Regions from separate parts of the Homo sapiens genome. Here region 1 is linked to region 2. Evidence: read pairs that join two places in POLR2A ChIA-PET (ENCODE). Cell type or tissue: K562. All regions are shown on one strand. Links, peaks and the distances in the headings refer to the core of each region. The heading gives the core; the rest is flanking DNA. Region 1 overlaps SAP30BP (SAP30 binding protein). Region 2 overlaps ACOX1 (acyl-CoA oxidase 1).

What was found. Peaks named below come from ENCODE experiments on the same cell type or tissue, not always from the same donor. Only the 100,000 strongest peaks of a DNase experiment are listed, where the experiment ranks them.
Region 1: POLR2A ChIA-PET joins it to region 2 with 5 read pairs; 2 of 35 experiments call an interaction of 5 or more read pairs at or near these places.

Annotation. Positions count from the first base shown.
Region 1 is chr17:75,705,243-75,710,614 of GRCh38, reverse strand. It overlaps SAP30BP (SAP30 binding protein), which reads right to left. Exons shown (of 11, transcript NM_013260.8): 10 at 4,523-4,607; 11 at 2,556-4,275. The coding sequence ends at 4,094. Among named protein-coding and RNA genes, the nearest start is that of ITGB4, 14 kb to the left of the region's middle. RefSeq lists an enhancer at 3,025-4,224. In K562, for the core only: no CTCF peak of the experiment used is centred there; a DNase peak (open chromatin) is centred at 3,267.
Region 2 is chr17:75,968,177-75,973,548 of GRCh38, reverse strand. The region is part of intron 2 of ACOX1 (acyl-CoA oxidase 1); the gene reads left to right. Among named protein-coding and RNA genes, the nearest start is that of ACOX1, 8.3 kb to the left of the region's middle. RefSeq lists a silencer at 3,364-3,483. In K562, for the core only: no CTCF peak of the experiment used is centred there; a DNase peak (open chromatin) is centred at 3,168.

The DNA.
Region 1 (5,372 bases), core at 284-5,283, 260 kb after region 2:
CCGGGTTCAAGTGATTCTCTTGCCTCAACCTCCCAACTAGCTGGGACTACAGGTGCCCACCACCATTATCGGCTGATTTTTGTATTTTTAGTAGAGATGGGGTTTCACCACGTTGGCCAGGCTGGTCTCGAACTCCTGGCCTCAAGTGATCTGCCTGCCTCCTCCCAAAGTGTTGGGATTACAGACATGAGCCACCACGCCCAGCCAATTATTTTTTATTTGTATAGTATTTTCTCCCTTCTTATACAAGATAATTTATTACATGTACTGTTTGATACCTTTTTTCATTTAATCTCTCCTAAAGATCACTCCAAATAATCTATCCATGAAGATCTTTTTTTCAGTTTTTTTTTTTTTGAGACAGAGTCTCACTGTATTGCCCAGGCTGGAGTGCAGTGGCGCAATCTCGGCTCACTGCAATCTCTGCTGCCCGGCTTCAAGCAATTCTCCTGCCTCAGCCTCCTGAGTAGCTGGGATTATAAGCACCTGCCATCACACCAGGCTAGTTTTTGTATTTTTAGTAGACATGGGGTTTCACCATGTTGGCCAGGCTGGTCTTGAATTCCTGTCCTTGTGATCTGCCCGCCTTGGCCTCCCAAAGTCCTGGTATTAAAAGGCATGAGCCACCGCGCCCGGCTCCCTTTTTTTTTTTTTTTGAGACGGAGTTTTTGCTCTTGTTGCCCAGGCTGAAGAGCATTGGCACAATCTCAGCTCACTGCAACCTCTGCCTCCCGGGTTCAAGCTATTCTCCTGCCTCAGTCTCCCAACTAGCTGGGACTACAGGCATGCGCCACCACGACCAGCTATTTTTTTTTTTTTTTTAGTAGAGATGAGGGTTCACTATGTTGGTCAGGCTGGTCTCGAACTCCTGGCCTCATGGGATCCAGTCCCTTGGCCTCCCAAAGTGCTGGGATTACAGACGTGAATCACTGCGCCCGGCCCCTTGTTCTTTTTTGTGTGGCTTAATAGCCTTCCAACCCCCTCCGCCCCTGAGAGGGAGTTTTGCTCTTGTCGCTCAGGCTGGAGTGCAATGGCGCAATCTAGGCTCACTGCAACCTTCGCCTCCTGGGTTCAAGCGATTCTCCTGCCTCAGCCTCCCAAGTAGCTAGGATTACAGGCACCTGCCACCACGCCCGGCTTTTTTTTTTTTTTTTGAGATGGAGTCTTACTCTATCGCCCAGGCTGGAGTGCAGTGGCGCGATCTCGGTTCACTGCAAGCTCCGCCTCCTGGGTTCACGCCATTCTCCTGCCTCAGCCTCCTGAGTAGCTGGGAATACAGGCACCCACCACCACACCCAGCTAATTTTTTTTGTATTTTTAGTAGAGACGGGGTTTCGCCGTGTTAGCCAGGATGGTCTCAATCTCCTGACCTTGTGATCTGCCCGTCTTGGCCTCCCAAAGTGCTGGGATTACAGGCGTGAGCCACTGCACCAGGCTCAATAGCCCTTAAAAAATCCCTTATTATAGAGATTTCCAAATAGATACAAAATTAAAGAGAATATTGAACACTCCTGTACCTATCACTGAACCTCAATAATTGTCAATGCATCACCAATCGACAGCAGCCCTTTGGAAATCGAGCCCTAGGAGGCTTGAGTGATGCTGTGAGCACAGGGCTTGGGGGCTGGAAACTTTCATTTCAGTGACCCTAGGAGCAGAGACCACCCCTTTGGAAGATGAGCAAACTCACCTCTCCTTTCATCCCTCCATTCCCCCAACCACCTGTGTACTTATCTCATGCCAGGCACTGGAGCAGAGTGTTATTTATGCCTGCTTTGTTTCTGCTTACAAGAACTAGGAGACATGAGCTGTCTCATCCCGCTTGTGGGCAGAGATTACACGGCAGTTCAGTGTGATCCTAAAAGCAAGGGGGTGCTGTGAGTGTTGAGAAAGGAGCACCTACCTGTCCAGCAGAGTCAGGAGGGGATTATACAAACCTGAGACACATCTTGGGGTACTACATGTGCAAGGTGGGAAGCTAAATGAATCCTGATGCCCACCCAAGATCAGAGCCCTCGGGAGAGGTAGCAGGTGTGTGGGTGGGGGACAGTAGGAGCCGTGGACAGAGTTCAGTTTGGACACTGTTCTCTGGCGAGCAGACACACACTGGTTAGAAACAACTTTGGCCCCTAGTGCCTGGGCCATCCACCCACAACAGGAACTGTTCACACACCTCTGGGCCATCCTTGATGTGACTAAGGTGGGCAAGCACCATTTTATAGAAGAGTAAATGAAAGTCTAGAAGGATTAAAAACCTTGACCCAACTCACGAGGCTGGTAAGTGGGGCAGCAGTTTTGGCCTGGGGTTGCCCAACTTCTAAGCCTATGTTCATTCTCCAGGCCCCCTACCTCTGCGGCCCCGCAGGAGACAGTCATTACTGCTTTAACTGGACAGATGAATGGCAGCGCCAGGGCTGCCCAGAGGAAAGCGGGGAGGGGAAAGACCTGCCAAACCCTACCCCGCCGACAGAGCACGAGACGGGGGACAGGCCAGGAGTTTGCTTCTCTCCTTGGTCTACAACAAAAAAAAATTGGATTTAGCCAACAAAAAACACTGGCAGGAACTTTACAGTTTATAAAGCTTTTGCATAAGTCACCTCTGGTTCTTCCCAACCATCTTACGACGCTTTATTACTGTGATTTCAGAGAAGAAACAGGCTTACAGAGGTTAAGGGCTTGAGACCACTCAACTGGTTTTAAGTGGAATCCAGACCAGAGGTGCCGGCTCCACGTCTACTGCCCTTTCCACGGTGCCATGCTGCCTCCCACAAAACATCCACAGTGCCCTTGGCCAATGAGGGGCCGCCATCGGAGGTCACAGGAAGCCTTTTCACAGTCCCTCTGGGGCATGAGTGGGGAGCAGCTCTTCTCCCCAGAGCTTTAAAGCCCCATCGAGGAAGGGGTGAGAACTGACCTCCTGAAGTGCCCGAGTGTGTGTGTACGGGGAGAGTGGACTCAATTTTTATTTTTGAAACCTCATGCACAGAGTTCCTTATATTCCCCAGGTCCCACAAGAGTACCAGGTGCCATTTCAGAACCACCTTTCTAAACCTCTGCCCACCCACTGAAAGCAACACGGCCCTTCACAGCCTGGCTTCCTTCTTTTGACACACAGCCCTTCCGCTCCAGTGGAGAATCGCCAAAGATCATGAAGGGTAAATAGTCTCCTCTGAACCCCTGGTCTGGGAAACCCGTTTCAACCCCGGGGGGAGCCCAGTGGCCACTGGTGCTGCCCAGGGGCTGCTGTGGGGCAGAGATAACACACAGAGGAAGGGTGGGGTGGCAGGAGCCCTCCCAGGAGCAGGGCTTGCCTGTAAACAATGAGCTGCCGCCTCGCCAAGGCAGGAGGTGATTCATCTCCCCCGCTGCTCAGCTCCTGCTGGCTGCGCTCACCGGGCACCAAAGGACTGGGGCAGCCCTGGCCAGGCGCTGACGCCTCCCCACTCTCTGCACAGGTCAGGATCTCACCCCAGCCCTTCTGGAAACTGGCTTGACTTCAAAAGCCTTCCTGGGTGTGTCCAAAAAGTGATCTGGTCTGGGGAGTGCTCAAGTGCACTCAAGGGAGCACAGCTCCACCATCACCCGAGAACTGGCTGGGTTTTGGGATCAAGGCGGCAGATGGGGCATACGTGGGGCTCGGGGACTCCCGCCTGTCCATGCCCAGAGGCATACACGGATAACAACGGTGACTTCTTGGGTCACCCCTCTGAACAGCGTCCCAGGCCTCCATCACCCTGTTGTCAACCCTGAGGCAATAGTCCCAACCAAGACTATTGAGTCTTGGGGGACATGTGAGCTGAAGCATTTGCCTGCAAACAGAATGCAGGAGAGGCCAGTGCATCTGAGATGCCAAGAGGTAAGAATACGGCACTTTTAATAGGCGGCAGACCCCAGGTGGTGCGTGGACAGACCCTGTCCACAGCGCCTGGCTCCCGTGCTGCCTGTCCTTCCATCTGGAATGCCAAACAGAAGCTCCTCTCAGGTGGCATCTGGGGAGTAGGTCCCAGTCCTGAAATATACAAAGTGGCGCCTCCCACTGGGCAGTGGTCACTGGGCTGCACGGTCCTTTCAAGTCCTAGGGTGGCCCCTCAGGTCACTGCTTGGCCTTCTTCACAATGGTGCCCACAGCAGAGATGACGGTGGTCTTGGAGCCGCTGGCGCTGGTGGTGACCGTGACAACAGCTGGCAGGGTGGCTGTGGTGGTGAGGATGGTGGGCTGGGCTATCGTTGTCACTGGGATAGCCGAATCCCACTTGCTCTTTCTCTTCTGAGCATCTGGAGATAAAGCAGAAATCAGGATCACGATCCACCAATGAGCGGTGCCCTCTTTCCCTTCCCCCTGCAGGCCAGCGGGAGTCTAGGGAGCAGACCCCGAAGTGGCCCACCCCAGACTCCAAAGGTGCTTCTCAAAGTAGCAAGGCTGAGCCCAGGCCCAGATCCACGTGCTGTCTGTCGCCCAAACAAGCCAGGGAGACCCTGGCTCCATGTGTGTGGCAGGAGGCAGGGCAGCTCTGCAATCTACCTGCAACAGCTGTGCTGGCAGTGGTAGTGGTGGTGGACGTGGCGTTGGTCGTGGTGCCTTTTTTGGTGCCCGTCACAAACTCAATCTGGAGAGGGAGAGGGAAGAGAATAAGACCAGGCAAAGCTGGGTGTCCACAGCTTTTTGCCATCCGTCAGCTCCTGGGGGACAGGAGCTTGGCACTACACAAAAGAGGCATTGGAAATGAACTCTGCTCTGCCCATCTGGGGTAGGGCGAGATGTCTAAGAAGAACCCAAAGGGGCTTTTCACTCTTAAAAGAACTTTCCAAACAGTACTGTATCCCTCCCGGCATCACCAGGTCTCTGCACATGCCCGGCACCCCCCGCCCACCGCCCCACCTCACATGCCCAGAACCGTTTGGCCAGGCCCCTCCTCCTCACACCCAGGAGGAGGCGGTGCCCGCCCGCACAGGGGAAGGACAGCTCCGGTCCCCAGGCGCTGCAGACACGTCCCTGCAACAAGCCTGGGGTTTGGAAGGGAGAGGGAAAGAGAGAGAAGGGAGATTCAATCAAGGGTTAAGAATGAGAAACCCCAACTATCCCCTTGCACCAGCTCCCACGTTCCTGGCCCAGCAGCCAGCACCTCCAGAGGGCCACCAGCATGCCCAGGCCCCACAGCCCCTCTGCTTGGGGTGAGGGAAGCGGTCTGGAGGCCGCAGCTGCTTGAGGATGGTCAGGCCGAGCCAGAAGTGGGAGGAGCTGGTGTCCTGATGCCCGGCTCTGAGACTGGTCACAAAGGGAACAAGGCCCAGAGATAACAGTTTGGTCTCCCAGCCAAACTGATGCTCCCTGAAGAACCCAGACCACACTGCCAGGGAACAAGTGGTGCTCA
Region 2 (5,372 bases), core at 118-5,117:
TTCTGCTGCTACCTGTTTGGGATTCTATTTTTAAGTTGTTAAGTCAAAATTCAACTTCTTGTTTTCTCCTAGACATTTTCCCTGGAAACTGGTCCAGGGCTCTGGCCTATAAACGTCATTCACTGTTATTTCCTAAAGCCTTTTATTATTGAACAGCTTGAAAAGATGGGGTTTACAGTGCAGCGGGGAACCCCATTATGTTACTCTGGGTCTAATGAGTAAAGACTTTGTTGGAAATTCTTCAGAGGGTTAGTGCCTCAGCAATATCTGGAAAGCGCCTCTCTGCTCTAATGCAGTTAAAGCTGTGGATTTTAATGGGGGCAGCAGGCAGTGGCAGCTACCTGTCTCATCTCATTGCCCACTAGCAGGGTTATAAGGCAGTTTGGAAAAAAGTCCATGATTCTCTTCATCTGACTTCAGTCTTTTTAGACATTTTTTCCCCTACATGTCTGGGAACTCTTGTGTTGCCAGTAATTCTTTGTTAAATTGTTCCTAAATATCTGGCTTCCTTCAAAAAGTTTTGCTTTTGATCTTAATGTGAAATAGGTTTGTTTTCATAGACAAGGCCATTGGCAGGTTTGAGTGTTTGGAATTTGAACTGCCCAGCCTCATGTCTAATTATCAAAATGGCAGGAGTAAAGAAAGGGAAAGAAAAAGGGATGCAGATATCAGGGAAACATCATTTTGTGTTTGATTGCTGATTTCAGTGTGTGAATTGGTTTAAGGAAAATGTTATTTATTGTCATCTCCATGGGTACTGCAGCTTTCTGGTCATGGTTTGATGTTCCAGACACTTTACTAAACACTCAAGACTTCAACTTCAAGATGGTCAGTACTGAAATTATAAGCCTGAAAGAAAGGTTTGTAAAGGAAGATAAGATTCTTTTTTTTTTTTTTTTTTTTGAGACAGAGTTTTGCTTTTTTTGCCCAGGCTGGAGTGCAATGGCATGATCTCAGCTCACTGCAACCTCCGCCTCTGGGTTCAAGTGACTCTCCTGCCCGAGCCTCCCGAGTAGCTGGAATTACAGGTGCTCACCACCACGCCCGGCTGATTTTGTATTTTTAGTAGAGACGTGGTTTCTCCATGTTGGCCAGGCTGGTCTTTAACTCCTGACCTCAGGTGATCTGTCCACCTTGGCTTCCCAAAGTGCTGGGATTACAGGCTACAGGCGTGAGCCACCGCGCCTGGCTGACAGATCCTTCCTTTTTTTTTTTTTTTTTGGAGACAGAGTCTCACTCTGTCGCCCAGGCTGGAGTGCAGTTGTGCCATCTCGGCTCGGTGCAAGCTCCGCCTCCTGGGTTCACGCCATTCTCCTGCCTCAGCTCCTCAGTAGCTGGGACTACAGGTGCCCGCCACCACGCCCGGCTAATTTTTTGTATTTTAGTAGAGACGGGGTTTCACCGTGTAAGCCAGGATGGTCTTGATCTCCTGACCTCGTGATCTGCCCTCCCAAAGTCCTGGGATTACAAGGCATGAGCCACTGCACCCGGCCTGAGAGATAAGATTCTTTATGTAGTCCTCCTCGCTTGGAGTATCTGTGTGTTTGTGTACATGCATGCGTGGTGTGTGTGTGTGTTGTAATTTTGAAGTAGCTTTGTGGTACAGAACTCTGTTTCAGTATTCATCATTATAGAATTTATTCGACTTAACAGTCATGCTGTTCATAGGAGGCATAAGATGTGAAATAGTCTGAGGCTAATGGATTTGTTAAGTATACCTCTTACCTCTTGTTGGTCTAATGCTTCTGCCTCATTTATAAAGTAATATCACAAATATATATTTGCCCTAATTTTTTTTTTTTTTTTTGAGTCAGAGTCTCATCCTGTGCCCCAGGCTGAAGTGCAGTGGAGTGATCTCAGCTCACTGCAACCTCCACCTCCTGGGTTCAAGGGATTCTCCTGCCTCAGCCTCCTGAGTAGCTGGGATTACAGGCACCTGCCACCATGCCCGGCTAATTTTGTTATTTTTAGTAGAGATGGGGTTTGGCCATTTTGGCCAGGCTGGTCTCAAACTCCTTACCTCAGGTGATCCACCTGTCTCAGCCTCCCAAAGTGCTGGGATTACAGGTGTGAGTCACCACGCCCGGCCTGCCCTAATTTTTGAAAGGAGAGAGGAAGAAAGGAAGACTTGAACTATACTGGTTTGAGGCAAACAGAAGTTGGACAGAGATCCTATATGGCTGTGGGCAAGTTTGCATTTGTTAGAGTTTTCGTTCCCTTATTGCTTTTAGTTTTGGGTATTTTTTTTTTTTTTTTTGAGACAGAGTTTTGCTCTTGTTGCCCAGGCTGGAGTGCAATGGCGCGATCTCGGCTCCCCGCAACCTCCGCCTCCCAGGTTCAAGTGATTCTCCTGCCTCTCCCTCCCTAGTAGCTGGGATTAGAGGCGTGTGCCACCATGCCCGGCTAATTTTGTATTTTCAGTAGAGACGGGGTTTCTCCATGTTGGTCAGGCTGGTCTCGAACTCCCGACCTTAGGTGATCTGCCCGCCTCGGCCTCCCAAAGTGCTGGGATTATAGGCGTGAGCCATCATGCCCAGCTAGTTTTGGGTATTTTCTTGTATTTAAACCAACGTTGTCTTAATCTCTGTGGTTTAGAGAACAGTGTCCTAAGATTAGTCTTTTTTCTTGCTGGAATTTTGCTAATTCATATTGCTGTTCTTGGTTGATGACTGATCTTTTCCTTGGAAATAAGTCAGGTTGGTTAATTTGCATCACGTGACGGTTTTATCTTATATGGAATACACAAAAAGTCAACGTCCAGGAGATCGGCAATAGAGCAGCTTATATAGAATGAGATCTAACTATTTAAATTCTGAGACTTTGGAAAATGGATCAACAGTGAACAGTGATTATCTAACGCGGTCTCACAGAAGTAGCTGTAACTTTGGGTTTGGGATTCTTTCACTTCTGGGTAGCTGCTGAGAAGTGAAGGGGCTCAGAAGTATTCAGGTTCACTCCATGTTCCTTCCAAATCCTAAAATTCAGTCACCTACAGAAAGTCTCAGTCACCAGCATTATCCTTCTTTCTAGAGTGTGTCTTCTTTCCTCTAAGGACACGAAGAAACTCGGATATACACCTGCCCTGTGGGTCTGGGAGCCATAATCAAAGGCAGAGGCCTGAACCTGGGTGATAGGCTCACCTCCCTGGAGTTCTGGGATCAAAGGAACAGCCTGGGGAACTGGGTCCATGTTATCATCCTGACCATATGTTTCTTTAGGCCACAAAACAGGTCGTTTGTTTGCTCTTCACAGATATGTAATCATTTCAAGATGTGGCCATTTCTGGAGATTCTTCTTGCTTTGTTTTCCTTGTTTGCTTGCTTGCTCACTTCCTTCCTTCCTTCCTCTTTTTTTTTTTTTTTTTGAAGGAGTCTCATGTTGCCCAAGCTGGAGTGGTGCAATGGTACAATCTCGGCTCACTGCAACCTCCACCTCCCCCTGGTTGAAGTGATTCTCCTGCCTCAGCCTCCTGAGTAGCTGGGATCACAGGTGTGCACCACCATACCTGGCTAATATTTATATTTTTAGTAGAGACAGGGTTTCACCATGTTGGCCAGGCTGGTCTTGAACTCCTGACCTCAGGCGATCTGCCCACCTCGGCCTCCCAAAGTGCTGGGATTAGAAGTGTAAGCCACTGCACCCGGCCTCTTTCTCGCTCTCTTTCTGTCTTCTTCCCTTCCTCCATTCCTTTCGTTCCTTTCTTTCTTTATTCCTCACCCATGGACTGGGGTCACATTGCCTTGTTTCGTATTACCATCTATTTAGGAATATAGAGATTGTATGATACATAGTTATCCTTGAAGCTGATGCAGTATCCTGGCAAATTGCCATCATTAACACTTAAATATGAAATAATGCACCTTTCTTTGAAACTGGAAAGAGGTAGTAAACTTGATTTTTAAGTCATCAGTCTTTACCGCACTCCGTTGCCCTCTCTCCCTAGGCTTAACAGTCTCCTCTTCCCTCTGCCCAAGTGATTCTCTTCCCTGTTGGACTTCTCATGAGACTTGCTTCCCTGGGGATTTGGGCTAAATTTCACCAATATTAGTGATAATAATATAAACTTTATGAAAGCTGTGTTCTGGCCAGGCACGGTGGCTCACGCCTGTAATCCCAGCACTTTGGGAGGCCAGCGTGGGTGGATCACCTGAGGTCGGGAGTTCGAGACCAGCCTGACCAACATGGAGAAACCCCGTCCGTACTAAAAATACAAAATTACCTGGGTGTGATGGTGCGTGCCTGTAATCCCAGCTACTAGGGAGGCTGAGGCAGGAGAAGCTTTTGAACCTGGGAGGTGGAAGTTGTGGTGAGCTGAGATTGCGCCATTGCGCTCTAGCCTGGGTAACAACAGTGAGACTCCGTCTCAAAAAATAAATAAATAAATAAATAAATAAGACGCTGTATTCTTTGGGGTCATACTTCTGGAATACCTCTCAGAAATGAATTACTATATTGAGGGACATGAGCATTTTAGAGCTTTTGCTGCATAGTTTGAGGCTTTTCCTGAAACACAGAACCAGTTGACAATATATTGAGCAAGCTCTGTACCTGTATTTCCACAGCTCCATCAACGTGGTCACTTTAATTTATTTTGCTACTTTAACATATTTCTTTTTTTTTTTTTTTGAGACGGAGTTTTGCTCTTGTTGCTCAGGCTGGAGTGCAGTGGCGTGATCTCGGCTCACCGCAACTTCCGCCTCCCGCATTCAAGCGATTCTCCTCCCTCGGCCTCCTGAGTAGCTGGGATTACAGGCATGCGCCACCACGCCCGGCTACTTTTGTATTTTTAGTAGAGACGGGGTTTCTCCATGTTGGTCAGGCTGGTCTTGAACTCCTGACCTCAGGTGATCCGCCCGCTTCAGCCTCCCAAAGTGCTGGGATTACAGGCATGAGCCACTGCACATGGCCTACTTTAATATATTTCTTTTTTTTTTTTTTTTTTTCAGGCGGAGTCTCGCTTTGTCGCCCAGGCTGGAGTGCAGTGGCATGATCTCCGCTCGCTGCAAGCTCCGCCTCCTGGGTTCACGCTATTCTCCTGCCTCAGCCCCCTGAGTAGCTGGTACTACTGGCACCCTCCACCATGCCCGGCTAACTTTTTTTTTTTTTTTTTTTTGAGACGGAGTCTCGCTCTGTCGCCCAGGCTGGAGTGCAGTGGCGGGATCTCGGCTCACTGCAAGCTCCACCTCCCGGGTTCACGCCATTCTCCTGCCTCAGCCTCCCAAGTAGCTGGGACTACAGGCGCCCGCCACTACGCCCGGCTAATTTTTTGTATTTTTAGTAGAGACGGGGTTTCACCGTTTTAGCCAGGATGGTCTCGATCTCCTGACCTCGTGATCCGCCCGCCTCGGCCTCCCAAAGTGCTGGGATTACAG